2 separate regions of the Mus musculus genome follow, and region 1 is linked to region 2. The links are chromatin loops, found by intact Hi-C in ENCODE. Cell type or tissue: heart. All regions are shown on one strand. Links, peaks and the distances in the headings refer to the core of each region. The heading gives the core; the rest is flanking DNA.

The links. Hi-C counts contacts between places; a loop is a spot of excess contacts. Peaks named below come from ENCODE experiments on the same cell type or tissue, not always from the same donor. Only the 100,000 strongest peaks of a DNase experiment are listed, where the experiment ranks them.
Region 1: a loop joins it to region 2, with 2.1 times the contacts of the local background. A loop is called at or near these places in 1 of 42 quality-filtered maps.

What each region holds. Positions count from the first base shown.
Region 1 is chr8:70,127,613-70,133,212 of GRCm38, reverse strand. It overlaps Rfxank (regulatory factor X-associated ankyrin-containing protein), which reads left to right. Exons shown (of 9, transcript NM_011266.2): 9 at 1-2,407. It overlaps Nr2c2ap (nuclear receptor 2C2-associated protein), which reads right to left and starts at 1,886. Exons shown (of 5, transcript NM_001025586.2): 1 at 1,614-1,886; 2 at 1,205-1,295; 3 at 696-801; 4 at 559-626; 5 at 1-116. The coding sequence starts at 1,651. In heart, for the core only: a CTCF peak has its summit at 2,019; DNase peaks (open chromatin) are centred at 1,962, 3,532 and 4,592; H3K4me3 peaks cover 1,280 bases; H3K27ac peaks cover 1,092 bases.
Region 2 is chr8:69,993,297-69,999,127 of GRCm38, reverse strand. It overlaps a transcript of Gatad2a not described here. Among named protein-coding and RNA genes, the nearest start is that of Gatad2a, 22 kb to the right of the region's middle. In heart, for the core only: CTCF peaks have their summits at 2,433 and 2,781; a DNase peak (open chromatin) is centred at 2,567; H3K4me3 peaks cover 2,378 bases; H3K27ac peaks cover 2,225 bases.

The sequences.
Region 1 (5,600 bases), core at 99-5,098, 130 kb before region 2:
CCTGCCTTCTCACCCAGCACCCGCAGGTGGTAGATGACTACACGGCCAAAAAAGTCGGTGGTGTCCTCAAAAGTCAACTTCAGTCGGTCCACCTCCATTGTGGGGATGGAGAAGGTGTGACTTCTTGCAGTCAAGGAAATGGTGGTTTTATCTCTGACCCATCAGGCCCCACCTTCCCAGTCCAGAGACCACCCGATGGGCCACTGACTAAAGGCTCTTGATTCTCATACCCAGCAAGAAATCAATAGCACCTTTTTTTCTTTTTCTTTTAAATATGGGGGTCTCAGGTAACCCAGGCTGGCCTCAAACTGTAGTTGAGGCTGACCTTGAACTCCTGATCTTCCTGCTGCCCCTCCAGGGCACTAAAGCACAGAGAAGCAGTTCCTACTCCTGCGGAGGAGGTCAAAGCTTTGATTCTTTTGAGACAGGGTCTGGTCCAAGCTGGCCTGGCATTCTGGATCCTCCTGCCCCAGCCTCCCCAGTGCCATTACCACCACACCCAAAGACCTGAAGCTTGTAGAAAACCAGATCCCTCCCACCACAAGACAGGCAGGATATCTGAAGGGCATTGGTGTCCTCAGGGTAGAAATCTACAATCTTGCTGAGTGCCTCCCCACCCCGTGAACCTGCAATGGAGAAATGGGCTAAGAATCCAGGGAACCCTGTGGACACCCCACCTCTCAGCTTTCTTGTACCTTCCAGGCAGCTGTGGCGACTGGAGAAGCCACCCTGGAACTGCACCTGCAGCTGTGTGATCTGAACACACTGGGGAAACTCGAGTGACACCCACTGGGAGGGGCCCTGGAAGCAGAGGGATAAACTGAGGCACTTGGTAACTGCAAGGTTAGGGCCCTATGATGTTCTGTTCATCTTTCTTTCTTTTTTTTTTCCCCAAGACAGGGTTTCTCTGTGTAGCTCTGGCTGTCCTGGAACTCACTTTGTAGACCAGGCTGGCCTCGAACTCAGAGATCCACCTGCCTCTGCCTCCCAAGTGCTGGGATTAAAGGCGTGTGCCACCACTGCCCGCCTTTTTTGTTTGTTTGTTTTTTGTCTGTTCATCTTTCAAGTGTCACTGCCACGGCCAGCACAGGAAGGGTACAAGCACACTGTGCTTTCTAGTCTCCCCAGAGATCTCAAGGCACCCTGTAACCTTGCATCTTCTACACCCCTACACTTGGAATGAAGGGGTATAGAAGCACCTCACCTGGTCAGAGTTCCAGCACGTCTCTTCATCCTGGTCAAAAAGATGTTTCTTTCCAAATTGCCGGCTGTTGCGATTGAGCACAGAACTGACCCTGCAGGACAGGACCAGGTTAGGGGCCTCAACACTTGGACATCCTTGCTGTGAGCCACCCACCAGGCCGGCCGGCCCCACACCCAAGAACTCTGCTACCAACAGCCAGGAACTTAACTACCAGACCGCACCCCCAGCCAGGGAACAGATGCACCAGGCAACACACCACTTAAACCACGGGACTCTACCACCTGGCTCCGCCCCCAGGCTGCTCCAGGTTCCTGATTCTGGACCCCAGCTAGCTGCCATCTGGGCCTCGTCTCCACAACTCAGCTCCCAGTTCTTCCGCCCCCGCGCCCAGATCTACACTGAGTCTCACCTGCTCACAGTGTCCGGACAAACCAAAGACTGAGTCATCACAGTTCTAGGATGACTCGCGGAACGCGAGTTCGAAGCCCGGCGCTGCCACTCCCAACTTGATCTAGCGGCCACACTCCCTACCCCCGGCCACCTCTATATGACAAGGTGGGCGATCTGGGAACCGGAGGAACACTAAAAGCAGCTTTCTAAACCAACCGAGCCCCAGCGGCTCTGCAGATCTACGAACCCGGAACCGCGTGCGGATAGCGCACGCGCAGTGCTACACAGACACTGTTCCGTTCGCGGGGCCGGGGCGGGGTTTATGGCACCTCCCCTTCGCCTCTTAAAGGGCCCTCACACTGAGGTTTCTGGTTCTGTTGAACTACACACCTAGTGGCTACAAAATGTTCCCATGGCCTTCCTGTGATCATGTCTACCTGCAGAAGGCCTTGCTCGCCGTGGATGCAGCTTGGGAGCCCTGCACCCCATTGCCTTCCAAAGAGGCCAAAATAAATGTTGAAGAGGCCGTGCTACTGGGTGCATCAGTCACCCCCAGCCCTTGCGTCCTGCTCCGACCCTAAATCCATCTCCTGCAGGGCTTACGTTTCATGCTAACATGGACAGTAGCAGATCTGCCTAATATATTTTTGAGACAGGGTCTCGTGTAGATTTGGCTGCCCGGAATTTGCCTCGCAGGTAATGGCCGCCTAGACTCCCAGAAATCCTCCTGCCTCTGCCTCCTGAGCCCTGGGATTAAAGGCATGCACCTTCACGCCCCGTATTGGGATTAAAGTATATTTTTTAATTAAAAACACTTTAATGTGTAATGAGTGTTTTGCTTGAGTGTTTGTATACTATACATGTCTGGTAATTGTCCATCCAGAAGAGAACATGGGATCTCCTGTACCACCACTTCCAGTGAGGCTGCTGGAAACCGACTGTAGGTCCTCTGCGAGAACAGGAAGTGCTCTCAAACATTTTCCAGAGTCTACTTTTTGTATTACTTTTATTAATATGTGGAAGTTAGAGCATAACGTGTAGGAGTTAGCTTTCTCCTTTCACCGCATGGGTCCTGGGGATTGCATTTGAGTCATCAGGGTCAGCTACTTTACCAACTGAGCCATCTCCTCAGCTAAGGAGCTCAATAGCAGGCTGCCCAGAAAGTGCAAGGCACTGGGTCCCATCACCAGCGCGAAGGATAAATCAGTCTCTCAGCGAATGCTTTCCTAACATGTTATGGAAGACTTGGTCAAAGAATGGTGTAAGGTGGATTTCAGAGGATGCAGAGGAGTGTGTCCCAGTGGGAGCAAACAAAACCAGACATAGACACCCCAAACATCATGGGTTCAGGGATGAGTCACAGGAACAAAGAGACTGAAGAAGCAGGGAGACTTTCTAAAGGAAGGGCTTTCTGGAAGAGAAAGAGTTCCAGGCCAGGGATTAGCAAAAACATAGAATCAGGTGACACAGACAACAGGTTTGAATGAGAGCTAGGGAGCCACTTCCCACTGGTCTGCAGCAGCTTTGGGGAGAGGGTGGAACCCCAGCCTGCTCTCTGAATGAAGACTCCCAAGACAGAGCAGCCTCTGGGTTGAATGGCCTCTGATCTTTCCTCTTTCTGTGAGCGCCAGAGGGTTCCTTAGCATCCCACCGGTGTCTCCTAAGTCCGCCCCAGGAAGCAGGCCTGGCAGGGTAACTGGGTCACATCAGGAGGGATGCCCTGCCAGCCCAGAAATGCAGGGCCTTCCTTGCCAGGCCATCCAGCTTCAGCCTAGCTGTTTTCCAAGGCCATGCGTCATTAAACGTTTGGCTATGTGTTCTCAGACAAACCTTTGACCTCTGAGCTCAACTTCCTGCCTGTGAAAAGTAGGCCCTTTGGGTTGACGCCCAGTAACAATGACACTTGGGACACTAGGGCTCATAGACAAGTCTGTCTCTAGGCATGGACTCATCACTACCCTGCCAATGGCTGGCTGTGTTACCTCTATGGCACTCAACACAAAAAAGGTGGCTGTGGTGCCTGAAGAGACTGCATAGAATCCCAGCCGCCATCCTTCCTGTATTGCTTCTGGCCCTGGCATGAGGCTGCCTGGCCCCCTGGGACACTGCCAGCTCCCTACTCTCTTCCCGCCTCCTCACCCCACTGGCGCCTGGGCATGAAAGAGCCTCCTGTTTCACCAGGGAATTAGTAGCTCTGAGTTCCCAGTGAAGTAGCCAACATGGTGCATTCATCCCTGAGTCAGGGAGCCTGAGAGCCGCCTCCTTCCCGTCCCCCTCCAAGCCCTGAAGCAGGAGGGTGTCACATGGAGGACTGGGTCTATCTAGCCCATTCCCAACCCTGGACTGTTTTTTTTTTGTTTGTTTTTTTTTTTAGTTCTTTGGGGCTTTTTGGGGTTTTGTTTTGTTTTGTTTGTTTTTGTTTTTGTTTTCAAGACAAGGTCTCTCTCTGTAGCCCTGACTGTCCTGGAGATCACTGTGTGGCCGGTCTCAAACTCACAGAGATCCACCTGTGTCTGCCTTGCAAGTGTTGAGATTAAAGTCATACATCACTACACTTGGCTTTTCTATTTATTTATGTATTTGTTTATTTAATGAGACAGGATTTTCCGTAGCCCAGGATGGCCTCAGATTTACTATGCAGTCAAGAAAATAGTCATAAACTCCCAATCCTCCTCAGGTGGTTGGTGGCACTGTGTATGACTATCCACTATGACCTTGGCTATATTCCTGTACAATTAGAGGGGCACTATCCCTGAGACCTGGTTGTCTAGGAGCTTCCATCCACCCACGTGACCTCTGAGCCACTCTGCTGCCCCCTCACCTCATCTCCTGAAGCTAACTTCAGGGTGCCAGTAACAGACAGGGACTTCCAGGCTGGAGATGGGGACCTTCTAAATCCCAGAGTGGGCCTATAAATAGCTCTTTGAGCCTTGCAGATTCCCAGGCAAGGGTCCCTCACCCCAGGCTGCAGCACCAGCAGGTCTGGGCCCTGGGCCAGTTTCTCTTTTCAGCCTTGGCACCAGCTCAGGAATGGGTTTGGTGAGGCGCCCGAGGGTCAGCTTGGCTCTGGGACCTCAGAGCAGGCCTGTGAATCTCCAAGCAGGGCATCCCATCTCCCTTAGTCTCAGTTTCCTCAGCAAACTCCAAAAGGAACAACAAGATGGTAACCTGCTGGGTGTGATGAAGTATGCCTTGTCCTAGCATTCGGGAGGTTTAGACAGGAGAATCACAAAATCAGGCTCTTCCTCAGGTACTTAGGATGCTGTGTGCTAGCCTAGGCTGGTACTTGGCCTAAAAAAATACAAAAATGGTAAACACATGCTCATGTTGGCTTAAATTTTTTAAAAAGATTTATTTATTTATTTAATGTATGTGAGTACACTGTAGCTGTACAGATTTATTATTTATTTATTTATTTAATGTATGTGAGTACACTATAGCTGTACAGATGGCTGTGAGCCTTCATGTGGTTGTTGGGAATTGAATTTCAGGACCTCTGCTTGCTCCAATCCACCCTGCTCATTCAGGTCAACCCTGTTCGCTGTAATCAACCCCGCTCTCTGCTGAGCCATCTCGCTAGCCCGGCTTAGTTAAAAAAAAAAAAAGATTTATTTATTATTATATGTAAGTACACTGTAGCTGTCTTCAGATACTCCAGAAGAGGGCATCAGATCTCATTACAGATGGTTGCTGGAAATTGAACTTGGGACCTCTGGAAGAGCAATCAGTGCTCTTAACCACTGAGCCATCTCTCCAGCCCCTTAAATTTCTTTAAAGTTACTTTTAATAAGGGTTCTTAAAAGCCAGGCAGTGGTGACACACGTCTTTAATCCCAGCACTTAGGAGGCAGAGACAGGCAGATTTCTGAGTTTGAGGCCAACCTGGTCTACAGAGTGAGTTCCATGACAGCCAGGACTATACAGAGAAGCCATGTCTAGAAAAAAAATGATAATAATAAAATAAGGGTTCTTAAATACTTTAACCTCCCTTCTAGCCCACCACTCAC
Region 2 (5,831 bases), core at 508-5,507:
TCCTTAATATTAGTATAGCAGTTTCTTTGTATTGCTTCAATTCTGCCTGGTGTAATAAATAGGCCTGTTTCTCTGTATTGCATTCTTCTTGGCTCCTAAGATCCCTTCAGTAACAACTTCCCTTTGGTGACCTGTGTGCCTGGCCATGCGTGTTGTCTTCAGTAACAGCAACCACAGCTTACCATTTGCACCCTCAGAGCTGAAGGTCTTTCTCGTCTGTGCCTTTTCATGACTTTGACTCACTAGGTTATTTGGTTACCTATTTAGACAAACCTGGGTCCTTTGGGGGCAGGGTTATAAACCAGGCAAGGACTTTGGAATGAATTAAGGGTCAAGCATGGTAGTGCACTCCTGCCATTTTGGCATAGGAAAGATGGCGTCAGAAAGAGGATTTTGATACCAGTCTGGGCAACAAGAGACTCTGCTGAAGAAAATAAGAGGGGGCTCCAGATGAAGTTCCACTAATAAGCTACAAGATTAGCACAAGCATTGCAGAAACTGGGTGTGATGGCACATACCTGTCATACTTGGGATGTCTATGCCTGAGGATCAGGAGTTCAAGGCCTTACTTGTAACTGGAGGACATTTAAGGCCACCTGGGCTACATGAGATCCTGCTTAAAAAGGGACAGAACTGGAAGGATGGCTCAGAGGTTAAGAGCACTTGGCTGCTTTTCTAGTCCAGGTTCGATTCCTAGACCCTACATAGCAGTTCATAATTGTCTGTGACTCCAGTTCCAGGGAATCTGATGCCTTCTTCTGGCATACAGTGGGGACACCGTACTTGGTTCAGACAAGCAAAGCAACCGTCACATAATATAAATACTTTTAAAATGGGGGAAGATAGTTGAAGCTCTTTTTGCTTTAACTTTTGCCAAATGATGTGTTAAATTTGGGATGACAGATTAGATTTTATCTGGAAGTGGTTGGGAAGCAGAAAGGGTTTTGGAAAGTTCCTATCTAGCAGAGAAATTATGGAGATGGAGAAACCAAGAGTTAATCAGGGAATAGTAGAATTCAAGGTCATCCTCAGCTACATAGTAGTAAGTCTGAAGCTAGTCTGGGTGGGATACAGGAGATATCAAAACACATCCTGCAGGCTTGGTGGGACATGCCTTCAGTTCCAGTACTTGAAAGGCAAAGGAAGGGTAAATCTTTTAAGTTTGAGAGTAACCTGCTTTACATAGATGTCTAGTACCCTGTCTCAAAAACAAAACAATGGGCTCAAAATGTAAAGGTTCTTGCCACAAAGCCTGAGACCCTGAGTTTGATCTCTGGGACCCACATAGAAAAGGAGGCCTAGGGCTGGAGAGATGGCTCAGCAGTTAAGAGCACCAACTGCTCTTCTGAAGGTCCTGAGTTCAAATCCCAGCAACCACATGGTGGCTCACAATCATCGGTAATGAGATCTGATGCCCTTTTCCTGTATGTCTGAAGACAGCTACAGTGTACTTAGATTATAATAATAAATAAATCTTTTTTGTTTTTGTTTTTTCGAGACAGGGTTTCTCTGTATAGCCCTGGCTGTTCTGGAACTCACTTTGTAGACCAGGCTAGCCTGGAACTCAGAAATCCTCCTGTCTCTGCCTCCGGAGTGCTGGGATTAAAAGCGTGCGCCACCATGCCCGGCATAAATCTTAAAAAAAAAAAAAAAAAAAAAAAGAAAGAAAGAAAGAAAGAAAGAAAGAAAGAAAGAAAGAAAGAAAGAAAAGGAGGCCTAACGCCTTCAAGCTATCCTCTGACTTAAACATGCTTGTCATGGCATGCACATCAAACCCAATAAATACAATAAATGCTAAATAATAAAGGACCCCTCCCTCCCCCAAACCAAACAAAATAAAGCCGAAAGAGCTCAGAAGGCAGAGAGAGGCGGGCAAATAGCTGTGAGAGTTCTAAGTTTCAGGCCATCCAGAGATACATAATGAGAAGGAGGAGTTGTTGTTGGAGGTAAATGGCTACAACTTGAGTAAAGGGTGAGGGGAAATCTAGGGCTGCTCCAGCTCCAGATCTCTCCTCTAGGTGTGAAAGCAAGTGATCTAGATCTAAAGGGTTGAGGTGGGGCTTCCATTCAGAGAGTTGCACGCATCCCAGTAGCATTCAGGAGATTTAGGGATGCTGAATCCCGCCACAATTCTCAGAAAAGTAGGTGAAGATCGAGATCGCCGAAGGCGTCCTCAGAACCGGACCAGCGATGCGAACCTGAAGGTTCTCCTCCGAACGGGCCGGGGACGCATCCCCGGACGCTCTTCAGAAGGTGGCGGCGGTCAGGGCCACGGACAGGACCAGGCCTCCACTAGAAGAACCTAGGAGCCCCAGCGCCCATGGGAACCAAGCCAAGTCACCAGTCACTTGAGGACTACTCAGAGGCGCCTGTCCAGGCCCGACAGCCTCCGGCGCATTGTGGGTGGGGCGCCCCTGCTGAGCACAGCGGGGAACCCTCAGCTCAGCCAGTTGTTGGCCGCCCGGTAGCCCAGTCGAACCGCCCTCCAAGGTCCCAGCAAGCGGGCCACGAATTGACGTGTCCTCCAAGACCGCACCCCTCACGGCATTCCCGCCCCAAACCTAAATCCCTCCCCGATGGCGAGTTGACTGGCTCTGGAACCCGCTCCATTCTCCCATTGGATGCTCGTCTGTCAGTCATCCTGTCCCGCCCCCTAGGCCCGTCCCAGCCACCGGAGCGATCCGGAGGGCCAGCCGGCCAACGCGCTCATTGGCTGCTGATAACTGTCTGTCCTGAGGCTGGCCACACCCCTCGTGGGGTGCCGATCTTGAGTGCCCCGGCCAGACTTCATTGGCCTGCGGCGCCGCCACTCGGAGAGACGTGCATCAACCCGGAAGTGTGAGAGGCAAAATCTGCCTAGCAACCGGGGAAGCCGGGCTGTGAAGCGGGCAATTTCAGTGAGAGAAGGAGCGGTGAGACCGAGCGGCGGCTCTGAGCGCGCCGCGGCAGCTCCTTCCGCCCGGGGTCAGCGCCCCGGCGCGCGCACGCGCACCCTCGCTGCCTGAGCGCGCCCCGCGCCGCCCGCGCAGTCGGTCCGTCGGTCGTCCGTCGTCCTGTCGCCACCGCCGCCTCAGGCGCCACCCGAGGGAGCCGTCGCCGTGGGACGCGACCAGACCGGACCCGAGCGCTCTGCCTGAGGTTGGCCTGGGGCCCAGCTGCCGATCGCGCGGAGCCGAGCAACTTCGGTGAGTGCGGGGCAGGCGCCGCTGCTGGGGTCCCCAGCTTCCGGTGCCCCGGGCTCCCCCGGCTTCCGCTTGGCCGGGCTAGTGCGTTTCCCTACTGGACTCTTTAGGGAACCTGCGTCTGAAGGCCCCCTGTCTCTGAGAGCACCCCTTCTGTGTCGAGGAGCCCCTCGGGTCTGAGAGTGCCCTTTTCTGGGGTACTCCTTGTTTGAGAGCACCCTCTTTTTAGAGGAATTAGTGTCTGAAGGTGCCCTTTCTTTATAGCACCTCACCTCTCTGAGGGTGCTCCTTCTCTCGCGAACCCCTGCATTTCCGCGAGTACCTTAGAAAGGGGGATCTTGTGTTTCTGAGAGTGGCCCCTTTCCGAGGGGGCACTGCTTTTTCTGACTCAACTTTGCTGAGGAATCTAACCTGAGGGACCCTTGTTTATCTGCATCCTCCCTCTGCTCCCCCCTGTGAACTCCTATTTGAGGGCGAACCTCTTTTTGAGAGAGCTTTCAACTCTCTCAGGGGAGTCTCTCTGGTACATCTTCCGTATTGAGAGGAACCCTATTTCAGACCTTCTACGTTCCCGAGGGGATCCCCTATTTCTGAGACCCTTACCCCGAGATGTACCCTGCCTCTTTGAGGGTCTGTAGTCATTCTCTGGAGCTACCCCTCCTTTCCAGGGTGTTTGGCTGCACCCCCTTGCTTCTGTAATAGGTAGCTTTTTGTCTGATGAGTGGCCCCCCTTCCTTTCTGGGATTTCTTGCCTCCCTCAGGAAGGTTCCACTTCCCTTAGGAGACACTATCTTTCTGAGGACCTCTTCTATGGAGGATGTTTCTGAGATCACCCTGCCTCTCGGGGAACCTCCTCCCACAATTTTCTGGGGAGGTTGTTTCTCCTGTTTTTCCTTTTTTTTTTTTTTTTTTTTTTTTTTTGACAGATCCTCTCTCTGAAATTCTCTCCTTGGTTTTCTGTCCTTATTTTGAGTGACTTCTTTCTTTTTCCAAGTTTTCCCAAATCTGATGTGCTCCTTGGAGGGTTTCCCCACTTTTCTAAACTGTTCCTAACTTGCAAACCTTACATTCTCTCTCTTTTTTTTTGGAGGGGGGAAGTGGGAGGGTGTCATACTGTGTAACTCTCCCTGGTGGCCTTGAACTCAGAGATCTGCTTGCAGAGGCCCTTGTGAGCTAGAATTAAAGGCCTGTGTCATGCCTGGTCTCTCCACATTTTAATTGTTTTGAGACTCAGTTTTTGTTACATTATATACCTTAGGCTGTCCTTGGATTAAGATTTTTCTAGCAAGATTTTCCTTGAATTTTTTTCTGAGACAGGGTTTCTCTGTGAGTTCTGGCTGTCCTCACTCTGTACGTGTTGGTCTGGAACTCAGAGATCCGCCTGCCTCTGCCTTTCCAGTGCTGGCATCAAAGGCATACATCCTTCTTTCTTTTAAAAGGCAGGATCTCACGGGGGGGGGGGGGGGCAGTTCTGGAACTCACTCTGCACCCAGGATAGCTACAAATTCATGGTCATCTTCCTGCCTCAGACTGAAGACTGACAGCAGCATTATAGGAGTGAGCCACTATGCCTGTCCTTTGTCCCCACTTTAGCTAGGTAACCCTTTTCCTTAGAAGAGGCACTGTGGATCCCTCATTTTCCTGAGGGATCCTGCAGCATAGGTGCTCCCTACCTACTTGCCTGGGATTTTTCTCTTCTTGAGAGTTCTCTCCTTCATTTCTGTGTGAGAGACTTATCATTTAGCTTCGGAGCCACTAATTTCAAGATTCCTCTATTTCTGTATGGTATCCAAATCTCTGCTGTGAAGGGAAAGACTTAGACATGTTTTCTTTCCTTTAGTTTTCTTTCATGACAGTTTTGGGGTTTCTCAGTTATCATTGTGTTTTAATTTTTAGACATGGTCTTTCACTCTGTAGCCCAGGCTGCTCTCAAAGTGCTCATGTATGTAGCTAGGCTGTCTTTGAATCATCTTGTTTAACCTTTCAGAGTGTTGGATTTTTTTTTTCATGACTTTTATCTTAGTTTTTAGAGGACTTTTGGGGCTAGAGAGAAAGTTAGGAGACCTATATGCAAAAACAAAAACAAAGCATTCCCCCTAATGTCTTGGGATTTGAGTGTGTTACTGTATTTTCTTTCCTTTTTTTTCCCTTTTTAATTTTTTGGAGACAAGATCTCTGTTATGTAGCCCTAGACAGAGGTCTTCCTGATTTGCCTGCCTCTGACTCTTCAAGCACTGAGATTAAAGTCATGGGCTACCTACCATACCCAACTTCCTTTCTTTTTTGATATAGGGTCTTGTCATGTAGCTTACTCTGACCTCAGACTTTTGATAGTTTCCCTGCCTTAGCCTCTTGAGTGTTGGCATTGTAGATGGGCAATATCCCCTACTGTATTACATTTTCCTGACATTTGAGGCCAGTGTTAGAAGACTGTAGGCACTGAGAGACAAGGCAGAAACATTGTCTCCCTATTATCACAAGGTCAAACCTATGGGGTGAATCCACTTCCTGCCCTGTCCATCTGCAGACAGAGGACCTTCCTTTCCTGAAGAAAAGAGAAGAAAGCACTCCTTTGCTCTATCAGGGTTTCCTGCACCACCCTGAGCCTCTGATTTACCCCTTGATCAAAAGAGGAGCCCCAGGTTGTAA